2 separate regions of the Homo sapiens genome follow, and region 1 is linked to region 2. Evidence: chromatin loops called from intact Hi-C (ENCODE). Cell type or tissue: K562. All regions are shown on one strand. Each heading gives the region's core, and the rest is flanking DNA. Links, peaks and the distances in the headings are about the cores only.

The links. A loop is a pair of places that touch in the nucleus more often than their neighbours do. Peaks named below come from ENCODE experiments on the same cell type or tissue, not always from the same donor. Only the 100,000 strongest peaks of a DNase experiment are listed, where the experiment ranks them.
Region 1: it touches region 2 in a loop (15-fold over the local background); 2 of 110 quality-filtered maps call a loop at or near these places.

What each region holds. Positions count from the first base shown.
Region 1 is chr7:47,346,802-47,354,902 of GRCh38, forward strand. The region is part of intron 17 of TNS3 (tensin 3); the gene reads right to left. It overlaps LOC124901629 (a long non-coding RNA gene), which reads right to left. Exons shown (of 2, transcript XR_007060319.1): 1 at 7,008-8,101; 2 at 4,118-6,484. Among named protein-coding and RNA genes, the nearest start is that of SNORD151, 110 kb to the right of the region's middle. In K562, for the core only: a CTCF peak has its summit at 4,603; no DNase peak of the experiment used is centred there; H3K27me3 peaks cover 1,901 bases.
Region 2 is chr7:47,814,929-47,823,029 of GRCh38, forward strand. It overlaps PKD1L1 (polycystin 1 like 1, transient receptor potential channel interacting), which reads right to left. Exons shown (of 57, transcript NM_138295.5): 46 at 6,148-6,258; 47 at 406-529. It overlaps PKD1L1-AS1 (PKD1L1 antisense RNA 1), which reads left to right. Exons shown (of 4, transcript NR_161269.1): 3 at 3,098-3,267; 4 at 4,579-4,919. Among named protein-coding and RNA genes, the nearest start is that of PKD1L1-AS1, 24 kb to the left of the region's middle. In K562, for the core only: a CTCF peak has its summit at 4,583 (motif pointing left); a DNase peak (open chromatin) is centred at 4,603.

The DNA.
Region 1 (8,101 bases), core at 3,518-6,017, 470 kb before region 2:
TGGCCCGACTATGATAATTTGAATCTTAGCAATGAGAAATTCTGGAGAGGGAAAAAACCTATTATTTCAAGCATCAACAATAAATATTCACCATCCCAATCTTTCCTTGCCAGAAACACCACAGGCGGTTATTCCTGACACAGATCCCTGGGGTCCCCACTCTTGACCAAATTCTGTTCTTTTTGTGTTGGTGAAAATGGGGGTCGGGCTGGGATCTAATTTTCTAAAACCTCTTCCCAGGGATTCTTATCATTTGGCAGTTAGGAAAAACCTGCTGCCGGCTATTAAAAGAGGAATGTTTCTATTGATGACATAGTCTGAATATGCAAACCCAACAACACTGTCCCCTACAGTTTAGATTTAAACTATAAATACATAGTCCCTGTAAGTGTAGAGTGCAGAGTAGCATTTCACTGAAAGATGGAGTTTGATTCATAAACATGAGTGGCCCACATAAGGCTCCTCTTAGAATGACTTTGTTCCAAATTGGTTGATGGCCACCCTCCAAAATACATCATGATAGTGACATACAGTCGTGCTGAGTCCATGATATGCCACTGACACCTCCTACATCCAGAGACTTCAGAAGCTCACAGGAATGCAAAGGTCGGCATGATAAAGAGAAGGTTCCACAGAGAGCGACAAGACATCAACCCACCATGCCTGCCTGAGAGGAGCAGCAGGACCGCTGTAAGGTTTCTTGTTTCTGTCTGCAGCATGGGGGGGCTCCACTGCCCGACCCTACCAGCTACTAGATGCCATTCAGGTGAGGCTTAAGGAGGCTCCTGGGCTGAGCCAGGCTGTACACCACCCTCCCTGTCCCATGGGACATCTGCTCAGCACCACACAACAGCGACCAAGCAAGGGAGATCCAAACACAGGTCCTTCCAAGCAACCTTCCACCTCTTCCTTCCATCCTCTCTTCGGTTCCCAGCAGCTCCCTCCACAGATCCAGGGAAAGAAGGAGGAAGAAGTGTGCGTTAGGACCTGGGATTTGGGGTCTCACGTGTATCCCTCACCAGCTGCAGGACATCCTCAGCCCCCATTTCTTTATGGGTAAAATGAGCATAATGCTTGCTCTCTTTTCCCTCCCACAAGGGGGAGGATTAAATGAAATGAAATGGCATATCTGAGAGTCCTACTCACACAGCAGCCCCTCACTACAGCATCCTCATCCCCATGGTGCAGTGGTCCTCATCCTCACACTCACCACCCTCCACAGGACGCAAGTGCTGCAGGCCAGGGAGGGGACCACCCTCACTCCAGTGCTCTTCAACACACACATGCATTTGCAGCCATTCCAAGAATGAGTTTAAAGAGGGCTAGCAGAGGTGTGAGGTCACAAAGTTGGGCTGGCCCCACGCACCACCTGGTACTCAGCTCAGACGTGGAGTTTGTTCCTGAAGCAGTCAAGGTGGCAGGCGATAGCCCTGGGTGTTAGTGACGGAAAGGAAGTGTCATGGCCACAGACAAGTGACTGAGAGCCTGGTCCCCTTCCTGGAAAAAGGAGCCATGCAGCTGGCCTCAAGGGAAATCATTCCACCAGGGAGGACCTATCTTTGGAGAGCACCAGGAGCTCCGCTGCCCTGTACTGACATTACAGTCCACTCACTGCCTAGAACTTCAGAGGTCACTTCTAGAGAGGTAATTTTCAAAGGGGAGGGAATAGTACTTCTGTTCAACATGCAAGATAATATGTGGTGTTTTATCAAAAATGACATGGCAGTATCATTCCAACATGCAGTGTTGCATGAAGAACACAGAAAAAATGGCTATGCAAATCACCGATTTGAGCATTGTACATTGTATACATTTATCAAAATATCACACTGTGCCCCATAAATATGTACAATTATTATGTCTCAACTAAAAATAGTAATAATAATAAAACTGTGGACAGTGTGGTCAAGTGTTCTCTTTGATCTGGAGAAGGAGGATGGGAAGTGCATGTTAACGCACTCTGATCTCAGGCCTGAGGTTGGAAACTCACTGGCTTCAGAAACTGAGGTCCCATTAGGGTTAGCTGACAACAGCCAGCACAGCCTTGCAGCTGCACTCGAAGGCACAACCAGGTCGTAACAGGGTCCGAAAAGGAATTTCCAGGACTAAAACATAAGTCTCAATGCAGGACGCTTAGACTTCTTCTAACCTTTCAACTTGGAAGTTTCCTTCAACATGTCTCCTTTAGAGCAGCTAGGGAATACAATCTGTGCATGAGCTGACACAGAGCCAACAGTGGGCTCCGTTCTGGGCCTCCCACACCAGAGGAGGCTCTGAAACACAGGCATTCTGTGAGCTGGCCCCAGAAATGTTCCTGTTGAACACATGGATTTGAAACTGTTCCTCAATTCTCTCTCTCCCCAAAGAATTACAACGAAAAACAATGTTCTTCATTCAAAAAGAGTCTCAAAAAAAAATCAATCTTCATTTAAAAAAAGTCTCAAAAAAAATCAATCTTCATTTAAAAAAAGTCTCAAAAAAAATGTTCTTACTGTCCCACCTCCGGTGCTTGTGCTCAAATCTGTGTGGCACCATGTCTGGTTAAGCAGAACTACATGCCTCTCCCTCTGGATGGATCAATACTTCTCAGTATCCTGCCACTGGGACCACCAGGAGTAAGATGGTTTCCACAATGGAGGGAACTCAGCGACGGAGAGCAGCTGTGGGTCTGAGGCCAGAAAGAGGCTCTGCAAGCGCAGGAAGAATGGGGGAGTCAAGGCACCTGCAAAAGCAGGGCCACCGGGCCCTGGATTCCAGGATGTGGCCTGTACAGAAAGTGTGGCTTCAGCCCTGCAGGGTCCTGCTTTCCATTCCCAAAAGGGAAAAGACACAGGCACACAAGGTCAGCAAGGCTCAGGCCTCTGTGGGGTGTGGAGATCCCTTCCTCTCGGACTGCAAACCTTGGAAATGAGAAGTTTGAAACGCCAGGAAAAAACAGGACAAAATGAGACAGGGTTTAAGATACTGCAAAACCACTACGTGCTAGGATGCACCCACATCTGCCCAGGAGGTAGTTACAAAAGAAAGAAAAACAGGAGACCAACGTTTATCCAGCAACAGTGACAGTCTAAGCCTGGGCAGGTGCTCTCATAGAGAAAAGCCCATTATCACTCCATTAAGGCGGCCTGCTACGTCTTTTTTGCAGACAAGGAGAATGGAGGCTCAGGTCTGAGTACTCATCCTACACCACACAGCATGTCAGCAGAGAGCAATGATTTGTCACCACATGTATCTGACTTTAAAATCCACAACTGCCAACTCTATTCCTCTGTGGTCACTCTTCCTTACCCACTGGTGCCTTTCCTTCCCTTCCATCCCTTCCCACCCCAAAAAGCCTACACGGGGCAGACAGGGGCCCCATGAGCCCTGGGAGGCACTGCCCACTTCCACTGCCTGTGGTGACAGAGGGGCCCCTGGGAACAAGATGGCTACCCTCATCCTGCTGAGGAAGGGGCACTCTTCCTCCCGGACATGTCCTGATGGGGCAGCCAGCAAAGGCTTCACAAATTCTTCTGTCTCTCGTGTGAATTTCAGATTTAACAATGGTTTATTCTTCCCAGTCTTAGGAAATCTGCCAAGTGTCTAAGTAAATACATGGGGTCCAGCAGAGAACCTGGTGGGGGTGCATTTCCAAAGGGTCTGAGTGCACAGCAGTCTAGAGAAAAGGAAGGAGGGACAGTTTTCAAGTTCTTCCCATCTGAGAGTCCTTGGCTACGGGGAAGGTCAGAGAAGAAGAGAGAGGGCAGCTTGCTCAAGGCGTTGCTACCGGGCTGGCGGGAGCTGCTGTTGAACCCATGTCCTGTCACCAGCAGTAGATGCTCACTCAGAGGCCAGCCCAGGGGCCACTTGGCAGGGGTGGACTCTGCCTCTCTGCTCACAGGGGACGAGTCCTCAAAGCCATCTCCAGAATGAAATAAGAACAACACAAAGCTGGCTTAGGGGATCCTACAGATAATGCAGCAAAGGCTGGGGCTTGGCACACAGTTGCAGGCAGTAAGTGTTATAATGGGCCACACTCAAAATGGGCTGTTCATGTTGTCATTAAAAGTCAAGTTTATGGAACTTGAAGTGGACAAACACGCTCCAACATTAAGTGACAAAAGACAGTGGGCAAAGATGCATGTGTAGTGTGGTTTCATTTTTATTTTAAAAACTAAGAAAATGTCCTAAAATGCTCATAAGAGCTTCTCTCTGGGTTGTGTAATTCTAGGCACCATTCATATTTTTTCGGAAATGTTTCTATCTTTCAGGGTTTTCGCCAGTAATATGTATTACTTTTTAAAATTAGGGAAACAACACACAGATTACCTTCGAGAGGAACAAAGCTTCTTTTATTTTGTAGTACTCTGTGCTGCTGTACTGAATTTCCCTAAATCCCGTTCTAATTTTGCATTAGTATTAGTTCCTGTATTCTCCCAAACTCACGTGTTTGATCCTTACACTTTTCCTTCTCTCTGATAAATCTCCCATGTCTGATAGCCATATGAAAATTAATGTGGGAGGTAGTTTTCTGGACCAATATGCTCAGAGGAGATGTGGAAGTGACATTCTCATTTATAGCGAGCAGGGCTTATGCTTCCCAGAGGTTACAATGCAAGGCGTCCTGCAGCAGGGGTCTCTCTCTCCCTTCTTTAATTATTCAACAGAGGGGATCTCGGTGCTCCTTTAATTGTTCAACAGAGACCCAAGGCAGGCCCACTAGCTGTCTTCTTCAGGCAAGACAACTTGAACGTGAGACTCCACGCTAGGTCCAAGGTAGATGCCCAGGAAGCCCAGTAGTGGAACAGAATCCAGTCAAGGCTCCGGTGCCACATCCAAGCCCAGGACGTTCCACCAGGCGCTGCCTCCCTTTAACCCGTGCACAACGTCTAGGGCAGAGATGGCAATGGAAGCCAGGCCACGGCACCTATGTCTGCTGTGTGCAAGAAAGAACCAAGGAAGGCCCTAGGGCACGGGTGCAACAGCGAGCAGGAACTAAGCTCAGAGTGGGGTTACAAAACGGGCTCCTGTCCGTGAAGAATGGACCACGCTAGGAGTGCTCCCTGGAGACTGGAGCTGCCCCTCCCACACACCCCGCACCTCTCTCACAGGAACACACCCACATACTCACATGCACACAGTCAAACTCTCATGTGCTCCCAGTCTCCGGCACTTTTTCACACCCACACACTTGCAGACACATGTATGAACACTCACTCTCACGTGGTCTCTTACACACATTTTCTCATAACACTCATGCAGACTCAGCCACTCATGCATTTGCACACACACTCTTACACCCACGTCACACACACCTGCATACTTCACACTCTTAGTCTCTCACACACTCTTACACTCACACACCCTTGCACTAACACTCTCACCCACATTCACACAACAGTCACAAGCAGACACACACACTCATGCTCTCACACTTTCTCATATACTTACACTATACTCACTGGCACTCACACACGTGCAGTCTCTCACAGTGTTTTTCATGATACACACATTGTCACACTCACATTCAGTCTCAGTCTTGTACACTCACAGACAGCCTCACACAGTCTCACACTCATTCTCACACTCACACTCACGCACAGTCTCACACGCTCACTCACACCCACCCTGTGCTCCAACACGGCCCCACAGCTGCATGTGCTGCTCACAAACGGATGGTCCGTGATGGTGGAGGGTCAGGTTCTGCATTCTGAATACTGGCCCCACCTCATCACCCTGTATCTGCAAACCTCACACCTGTGTCAAACAAGCCCTTCTCCCCACCTGGGAGCTGCCTGTCAGGAAGCCAGGGCGCTGGCTGTTCCTGGAGGTCCGTCCTTTCCATCCTGGCCCCTTCTCCAGGACGAGGCCACCCATCAGCATCTCCACTGTAGAGGGGTTGGTTCCTGGCTCCCTTCCAGGGGCAGATGCAGCCAAAGGCACCCTCTTCTCACTGAGAGCTGCCCCTCCACTCAAGGCCCCCAGATCCTCATCCCATCTACTGCTCTGACTAGCCCAGCCCCTGGGTCCACAGGTGACTCCATGGCAGTGGTGACTTGCGCTGGGTCTCGAGTGTGCACACAGAGCCCACAGCCCATGTGCTACACCAAAGTTACACCAGGGACTTCCAGAACCACTCTTTTCATGTGGCTACAGGTGGGGCAGAGGTGGGAGAAGCAAAGCACTTTTGCTTCACACTCTGATGTCTGGGTGACCTATGAGAGGCCACAGCTTGGGGACATTTCCTCAGGCGGTTCATTTGCTAGCTCTGGTACGCTGCCTACCAGGATCAATGCTCACCTCTCCAGAGAAGGTCTGCATAAACAGCAAGCTCCGTACCTCTGCACTGCCAGCTCAGAGAGCTCTTGGATTGCTTTCTGAGGACAGAGGCAGTAGCAGCCAGCTGTCCCAGGTGGGGACAAGGATCAGGTCTTATTCAGCTCCAAAGTCTGTCCAAGCTGAGACACCCTGCGGGTTCAGTACTTCTTTGCTAAGTCGGTGAGCTCTGAAGGGGTGAAGAGGTGAGGGGTGAACAGGTGAGCCCAGGCCACAGGTTAGGAGCCCTGGCGCTGAGGCACTGACTTCTGAATTAAACCCAAAGGAGGCCCTAGCACTTGGTAAAACACTCTCTCTCTACCCCAAATCTCTCTTCCAAAGTGACTGATTTATGGTTTTCTTTAGTATGATGTTCTATCATTGCAGAAGATTAGAAAAACACATAGAAACATATGGAAGCAAACCAAGCTCCCTGGAACCTGTGAAGAGCCACATATCTCAATGAAGACACACATGACTTTTACATTTCTTTTTCCTCACTGAGGCTTAATTCCTGAGCACTCCCCGAGGGAATCATTTAATTGTTTGAGTCCATCAATTACTTCTTACACACTTCACATCAATGTGAAATGACCAGCACCTGAAGCAGTCTCTTCCTGTCCCCTAGCCTCCCTCCTACCACAGCCCAGCACCCCTCCTCCTCCACCCTCCTCAGCTGCCCTGGTCTTGCTTGGGACCACAAGGGGCCTCACCCTACAACCATCCTATCCTTGAGCTTCTGGTAAAACTGCAGGGGCCAGCAGTGTAGCCTCAGGTCTCACTCCGCAACCTGCAGCCCTCCCACTCACACCTGCAGAAAGGGGAGGTATGGCCTTCACCAAGAATATTACATTATATGCATCAAAAGGAAACAAACAAACAAACACAGAGGACAAAACACACACACACACACACACACACACACACACACACACACAAATTCCAAGGTACGACAAAGAACTGGCCGTAATGCAATGAGATTGGGCAGTTTGAACAATGAAATCATGAATTGAATAATTATATTGTTAAGGCCTATTCTCCAAACACTACTACAAAACTGTCCATGCCTATATATTTTTCTGTTCAGTTAAGAAGTCAAATCCAGGAAAAGAGAAGAAAAAGGAGACCTCATGGGAGCAGGAGAGAGCTGCCACCACACAGATGGCTGTCACCTCTGGAAGGAGCTGATAAGGGGACAAGAGGGAATTTGCCAGCACTGGAGAGCACCTGCAGGGCTCTGGGCGATCCGCCCTCCCACCCCCAGCTCCCCAACGTACCCCTTCTCAGAAAAACCAAGGAGAAAGGGAACAAAACCCAAGCTCCCACACAGGGATGTTCACGGGCAAAGGGCAGCTCCCAAAGCCCTGGGGTGGGGCAGGGGGGCACCTGCATCTGGCTGCACCCATGGCACACACACCCTGATCTCTCACACCTGTGCCCACCCTGCTCCCAGCCTGAGGCCCAGGTGCTGGGGAAGAGCTGCCCTTACTTCCCTGCCAGTTCCCAGCCAGGAAAAAAAAAAAAAAATCCTGCATCCTCTCCTTACAAAGGTCATGAGTACTCAGTGCAGAAATCTCAGGCCCCTTGAAACCCCCAGTGAACACAGACCCCGGTGATCTGCAGGTGATGTGCAGCTTCACCCACTCCATGCAGCTGGGGTCTCTGTGGAGGGAGGGACAGGCAGTGGCTTTTTCTTTACACAGTCTTGTGCCCCTCTTGTCGCGGTGACACGCTCATTGTCCACCAAAACATGACATGGTAACATGGTCTCCAAAGGTCACATGACTGGACGCTGCCCATCTCTTTG
Region 2 (8,101 bases), core at 3,578-6,077:
GGAAGCTTCCTTGCACTTCCTCTGTTTTGGGGTGGTTCTTGTGTTTCCTTGTCAGGGTATTTTGCACACGGAACTAGAATCTTCCATTTCCTGACCTCCCACCCCATCAGCCTGAGGGCTCCTGAGGCTCTGCCATAGCCCTTGTGTCTATCTCAGGCCTGGGAAGCACAGGAATCTGGAGAATCCCGTGCAGCTCAGCAGGGTGTAATGGGATGGGGCCAATGGGTTCTGGCAGGAAAGGAACAGGATGCTCTGCTGGGACCCACTGGAGAGCCACCGGCCTTACACCTGCATGGTCATTCAAGAACCTATGCAGTGCTGCAGTTCAGCATTAGTGACTGTTTCACCCACTGCAAGATAGCTTTTCTGAGATGATCTCCTATGAAGAGGAGACGGAAAGCTCACCTGAGCCCCCGGCACACGGGCTGACGGGGTGCCTCCCGGGTACAGGCCATCCAGAAGTGTGGTCAGACTCCAGTCCCACCAGTCAGCGATGTTTCTCAGGCCACCCAAGCAGTTTCTGGCATTTCTTAATGCAAGAACAAAAATAAAAAGTTGCTTCTGCATCAACAAGAACAATGAAACGTGAGAACAAAAGCATGTTTTCTTGCCAATTTTTCTCTCATTCAGATTTCAGGTACTCTGCAGGAATTAAACTCAAGCTGCTTGCAGCGTGAAGCATGAAACCCTGGAACTCACTTTGCTCCTTAGTAGCAGGAGATAAGAGAGAATGGCGGGTGAAGCACTTGTTCATTTGCTCACTCCATCAGTCACTCAACAAACATTACTATGCAACTACTAGGTGTCAGGCACTCTTCTAGGCACTGGGAAACAGAAAATCAATTCTCTGCCCTCCTATGGGGAAACAGGCAACAAATAAGACAAATAAGCAAACATATACTATGTTGTGACAAATATGAAGGAGGAAAAAAAAAAAGCAGGAAAGACAGGCAAGTGGTGGGGTAAGCAGATGTTCAAGCAGCCATGGAAGCTTCAGTAGGTGGTGATGTCTAGCAAAGACCTGAAGGTGAGGGTGGAGCCCGTGGTCATCTGAGAGAGGGTATTAAAGGCAGAGGGGACGGCGAGGGCTTCCGCAAGCCTGAAGGGTGGGAAGGTGTCGGGGCCACAGGGCTGGTGCAGAGGGAGCGCCGGGGCTAGGGTAAACAAGGGAGGCTCTGGGACACACAGACCAAGACCCAGTCCTCTCTCTGCACTGACTGCCGACTGGGCGCAGCATGTGACTGGCCTCCCAAGATGCCTGTGAGTGGCAGATGTGAAGACATAGATGAAGTGCAGTGTTGGCACAAACACTAGTCTGTTTTCTTTCCAATTAACTTCTTCATTATGTTTATAGATATGCTTCATTTTTCCACCAAGGAACTGATTTAAGGGAGCACTGAAATAACATCAAATGAATGAAATTTATCATTTTTAGTTTGCTCAGACACTGCTATAAAGCCACATGCACAGGCCAAGGCTGTGCATGGCAGCAGCAGGGTGTCCATTTGGCTCTGAGCTACAGCCAGAGGCAAAAGGATAAAATCAAGTGTTCCTACGAGAAAGCAAAGTACCTCTCACCTAACTCTAAAAAACTTTCTCATACATAGCTTCCCATGAAGAGTCACTGAAGAATGGAAAGGATGGGGTGCTCATCAACATGCCCTCAGCAAACAGAAATGGCTCTGATGTGGCTGTTTCATCCAGGTTTCTCTCCACAAAAAGGGGAGACCAAAATAGTTCTCAGGAAAAGGAATTTTGTCATAAGGTGAGAAGAAGTTAGAAAGTCACCCAAGTACACACAGTTGAATGCCTGGTCCAGCACCAGATCCAGACTACTCCAAAGAATGAACACACTATGAATCATTCAGATGATGGCCATGGCTTTGGTAAACGAGGCTTGAGAGCAAAGTTGGGCTGTAGACAGCAGGCCTGGAGCCGACTCTTACTGTGAGAGCCAATTTTGCACAACTCCTCCCAACTCCATGTTCAGTGATGTCACATTGGTGGTGTGAAAGACCATGGTGGTTCCGGGCGTGGTGGCTCATGCCTGTAATCCCAGAACTTTGGGAGGCTGAGGCAGGCATATCATCTGAGGTCAGGAGTTTGAGACCAGCCTAGCCAAAATGATGAGACCCTGTCTCTACTAAAAATACAAAAAATTAGCTGGGCGTGATGGTACGCGCCTGTAATCCCAGCTACTCAGGAAGCAGGAGAATCGCTTGAACCCAGGAGGCAGAGGTTGCAGTGAGTAAAGATCATGCCACTGCACTCCAGCCTCAGTGACAGAGTGAGACTTCATCTAAAACAAACAAACAAACAAACAAAAAAACCATGGTGGGAGGATTTACACCACGGAAATTGGCTGGCAGATGCTATAAATCAGTGCTTTTGTTCTCCAGTTATTAACTGTTTCCAGCACACCACAAAGACTATGTTTACAGGTAAGGTGTAGAACGGACACTCCACTGTTGATTCAGAGCAGATTTTGCAGATAATTTAGAAAAAGTTTTTAAAAACCTGATAGTCATGACAATAATTGGACAATATTAAAAAAATCAAAGACAAATAAATGTCACTAGTGTATAGAGTAATAAAGAGATGCAGTAGCCTCAACCAATAATCTGTATATACTATAAATGTGTTCGAAAATTTCCATATGGCTGGGCACGGTGGCTCAGGCCTATAATCCTAGCACTTTGGAAGGCCGAGGTGAGTAGATCACTTGAGGCCAGGAATTTGAGACCAGCCTGGCCAATATGGCTAAACCCCCGTCTTTACTAAAAACACTAAAATTAGCCAGACATGGTGATGGGCGCCTGTAGTCTCAGCTACTTGGGGGGCTGAGGCAGGAGAATTCCTTGAACCCGGGAGGCAGAGGCTGCAGTGAGCCGAGATCGCGTCACTGCACTCCAGCCTGGGCAACAGAGCAAGGCTCTGTCTCAAAAAAAAAATTTCCATAGCATGTATGAGTAAAAGTCTAGTGAATTAATTTATCTGACTGGTTTTATTTCTTTTTTCTTACGAAGAAATGATCTCTTATCCTTTCAAGTATTTGATCTTCATTGGTTTATACATCTTTAGAACTTAATCTTTGCAGGTCTTTTATTGGGTGCTGGTTCTTAACTCTGGACTTCTCTACAAGTTTTGTCAAACTATCAAATGCAGAGCAAATTGGAGGCCTGCCAGAGCACCCAGAGGGTGGAATGAAGCAACAGAGAGGCATCAGGAAAGGAGAACACAGATGGAGACAGAGATGGGAGGCATAAGGTGAGCAGATACATCTCTGCAAATATTCACGCCAAAGGAAAGGAAGAATGAGCCAGGGGGCACAGAGATGCAGTGAAAAGGGCGGGAGGGTAGGAAAGAGGCAAAGGATGGCTGGAGGTGAATTTTCAACAGAGGAAAGTGTTGAGCATCTGCTGTGGGAAGCAAGATGATTTGACGACAAACATTGTACATTTATAGCAACTAATATGATCCATTTTCTGTGTTTTTAAAGAATAAAGTATAGACATTATAGCCATGTTGAGTTTGCACCACTTTCGGGGAAATGGTATCACTTCTTGACACTTGCTTCCCTATTGGAATAACATTAAGAAACTAAGTTAAAAAGCCCTGAAAATAACCCAAAGCCAAAAGGCCCAATGGCCAGACTGCAGACATCTCACACCTCACTCCTGGCACACCCAAAGTGCAGGTAGTGAACCAAATGAGCCAGGAGTATTCTGGCCCTGTCTGTATTAGTTACCGCAATTATATAAAATAAGCCCACAAAGCTGGCTAAACAATGCAAAAGATAAAATCAGCTGTTATTTTACTTTTATGGCACTTGGATAGAACGCTTGCTTCATTGATTGGTGCTTTATTTGCTGGTTTATTTTTTGTTTTATTATTTTTTTTTGGAACTTCATGAAGTCTTTCATAAGTTCAGAAACACTTCAAATACAACTTAAATATGGCAAAATCCAAGAACGCAATGACTACTCAGTAGTCCAGTTCCCTCCCTTTATAGATGAAGATGCTAAGTCCGAGCACTTGCCAGAGTCACCTGGCAACCAAACATGAGTTGGGGGCCCAGTCTCGGAACTCTGTTTCATCCATTTCCACTCCTGGGCTTATTTAGCTTCTCTATCTGGAATGCTAGTAAATGCCAAACCCTAAGTTGTTGTTGATGTTTCAGGATTAGGTATTGGGGGCTAGGGGGTGAGACGGAGAGGGTCCACTTTAAACATTCCATTACCAACCAGGATACTTGAATATCCCTGCCTGGTGGCCAGAGCACCCAGAGGCAGTGAGGTTTTGCATCCCTATGGGAAACATAAGGTCTATGTAAATCCAGGAGTTGTGAATGTGAGCACATCAATCTCATGTGCACCTGAGAGATCTCACAAACATTATCTCAGCTGCGATATTTCTGATTTGAATATCAAGAAGCAACAATTCATATGAGAAATATGTCAAATAATGTTGACTTGTGAAATGTGAGATGAAAAATAAACTAGCAAAAGCCAGAGGTTTTTCATGTTTAGATTTCCATTTCCATTGAGGACCCAAATTATCACTTTGTTTTGCACACAGCACCACCTACTGGCACAGGCTGTGCACTTGCACGGATAGGAGAGCTGAAAAGTTGGTCATGGATGGAAATAACTGCTGGTTTCACAAATGAGGAGGCAGAAAATTCCACTTAATTTCACTATTACAATGCTCAGCAGAAAAAAAAAAACAAAACAACTTGGATTACTGAGCTACAGAACACCCAGACTCATAGCACTGGGACTTCCAGGTCTTACCTTACGAGTGGGTCACAACACTGACAAAGGGGACAATATCCATTAGCCATTATCTTGCTGCGTATGAATAACCCTCTCTCACAAAAATAAAGATAAATATGTTCTGAAATAATTGATAAGATTAAATTGACTTTCCAGCCACTCACTTCTGCCAAAAAATCCAACCAAAAAGTATTTACGTCAAATTGAATTACTTAGTCAAAGGCAACAAACACACTGATAGAGTTGCTGCATAAATGTGTCTTTAAATATTCACCAGAGTAAATAAGGTAACTCCTGGAACACACTGAATTATTGTATTTACCAGCATTGAAATCATAGCAAAGAACCAATATTATTTCATATCATGCACTTTATAATTCAAAGCCACACTGCCTTGAAAGGACTATCAGACTGACTGTTTGTGGCAGGTGAAAATAAAGCCTAACCATGGATTCAAGAACAACTCTCAAAAAAAAGAAGACTACATTAAATGCACCTGTTGATGACAATATGCATCCCAATTTTAGAAGCACTGAGACATGGAAAAGAAATATGACACAACAAAATGCTATCATGCTTGCCTTTGCCTGGTGGTATCACGGAAATTTTTCTGCTTTACACTTTTCAGTTCTGCTAGATTTACCTATGATCAACATCTACTACTTATAGAAAGAAGGAGGAAGAAGCAAATGAACAGCTTGAGAAATGATCAAGAACTTGAGAGGTGTTAGAAACTGAAGGCCGGGCGTAGTGGCGCACACCTGTAATCCCAGCACTTTGGGAGGCCGAGGCGGGTGGATCACTTGAGGTCAGGAGTTCAAGACCAGCCTGACGAACATGGTGAAACCCCATCTCTGCTAAAAATACAAAAAAATTAGCCAAGCGTGGTGGCACATGCCTGTAATCCCAGCTACTTGGGAGGCTGAGGCAGGAGAATCGCTTGAACCTGGGAGGTGGAGATTGCAGTGAGCTGAGATGGCGCCATTGCACTCCAGCCTGGGTGACAAGAGCAAAACTGTCTCAAAAAGGAAAAAAAAAAACTGTTAGAAATTGAGTGTCAGTTATTACGAACTGCAACCATAGGCTTTGATAGAAGAACTCTGAGGTCTCCAGCAAAAAAGAAACTGCAAGACCCTGTTTTGGCACAGAACTTAAAATTCCTTCAAATATCCTTGTTTTGCTATTTACCCCAAACGAGATGCTAAGAACGTGTCCAAAGTCTGTGAATGGAAGGGGGTTTTATTACTACCAGGGAAATGGTGACAATCTTTCCAGTATTTCATATGTGGGATGTGAAACATGGGGAAGGTGCACACAGGCTATGGAATAGTGCAATGGCCCCAGATCTGGAAGAGTTACCCAAACCTCCTACCTTGTAAATTCTTTCCGGATAGCTTGATTGAGGGAGTATTCATCTTGGGAAAATCTCCCATATATTACACACAAAAGCAGAAGCAGCATGAGGATGTCCATGGAAATGTCTCTGTAAGAAGAGTTTTTAAGTTAGCATCCATACAGACCCTGTATGTAGGTACCTGAGTGCTTCAATTTGCAAAAGATTTATTATTATTATTATTATTTTTGAGACGGAGTCTCACTCTGTCACCCAGGCTGGAGTGCAGTGGCACAATCTTGGCTCACTGCAACCTCTGCCTCCTGGGTTCAAGCGATTCTCCTGTCTCAGCCTCCCGAGTAGCTGGGACTACAGGCACGTGCCACCACGCTCGGCTAACTTTTGTATATTTAGTGGAGACGGGGTTTCTCCATATTGGCCAGACTGGTCTAGAACTCCTGACCTCAGGTGATCCACCTGCCTCAGCCTCCCAAAGTGCTGGGATTACAAGCGTGAGTCACCATGCCGGGCCAGAAGATTTTAAATGAAACTCGGCTTTTAAATCCCTGGGAGAAAATTTTTGTATAATAGTGTGAGATGTGTGTTGGGGTTTATTTATTTATTTATTTTGCATATCAATATCAAGTTTTCCCAGCACTTTTTTTTTTTTTGAGGCAATCTAGCTCTGTTACCTAGACTGGAGTGCAGTGGCACAATCTCAGCTCATTGCAACCTCCCCGTCCCCAGTTCAAGCGATTCTCCTGCCTCAGCCTCCTGAGTAGCAGGGATTACAGGCACCCACCACCACGCCATGCTAATTTTTTGTATTTTTAGTAGAGATGAGGTTTCACCATGTTGAGCAGGCTGGTCTTAAACTCTTGATATCAGGTGATCCACCTGCCTTGGCCTCCCAAAGTGCTTGGATTACAGGCATGAGTCACCATGCCCGGCCCCCAGCACCATTTTTAAAAGATCATCCTTTTTCCATTGGATCATCTTTCTCTCTCTGCCAAAAAATCAGTTGAGCATATTTGGGTAAGTCTATTCCTGTGTTCTCTATTCTGTTCCATTGATTTGCGTGTCTATCTGTCCCCAAATATCATGCTGCCTTGGTTTCTGCAGCTGTATAGTATGTCTTAAATTCAGATAGTGTGCGTCCTCTGACTTTGCTCATTGTTTTCAGAATTGTTTAGGCTATTCTAGTTCCTTTGCTTTCCATATAAATTTTAGAATCAGTTTGTCAATATCTGTAAAAAAAAGCTTGTGGTATTTTGCCGGGCGCAGTAGCTCACGCCTGTAATCCCAGCACTTTGGGAGGCCAAGGCAGGCGGATCACGAGGTCAGGAGATCGAGACTATCCTGGCTAACACGGTGAAACCCCATCTCTACTAAAAATACAAAAAAAAAAAAGAGCCAGGCATGGTGGCAGACACCTGTAATCCCAGTTACTCGGGAGGCTGAGGCAGGAGAACAGCTCAAACTCGGGAGGCGGAGGTTGCAGTGAGCCGAGATCGCGCCATTGCGCTCCAGCCTGGGTGACAAAGTGAGACTCCGTCTCAAAAAAAAAAAAAAAAAAAAAAAAACAGCTGTGGTATTGCATTGAAACTACAGATCAAATTAGAAAGAATAGACTTCTGAACATTACTGAGTCCTCCAATCAATGCACACAGTCTATCTCTCCATTTATTCAGATCTTCCTGACTTCTTTCATCAGTGTTTTGTGGTTTTCAACATACAGATCCTGCACACGTTTTCTTAGACTTACATCCATGTACTTCATTTATTTGGTGCTGTTGTAAATAGTATTCCTTTTTAAATTTCAATTGTTCATTACTGGTATATAGGAATATAATTTACTTTTTTATATTGACTTGTGTCTTGCAAACTTGCTAAATTCACTTATTAGTTCCAGAACCCTTTTTTTTTTTGTAAATTATTTGGGATTTTCTGCAAAGAAAATTTATGTCATTTGCCATTAGATGGTTTTATTTCT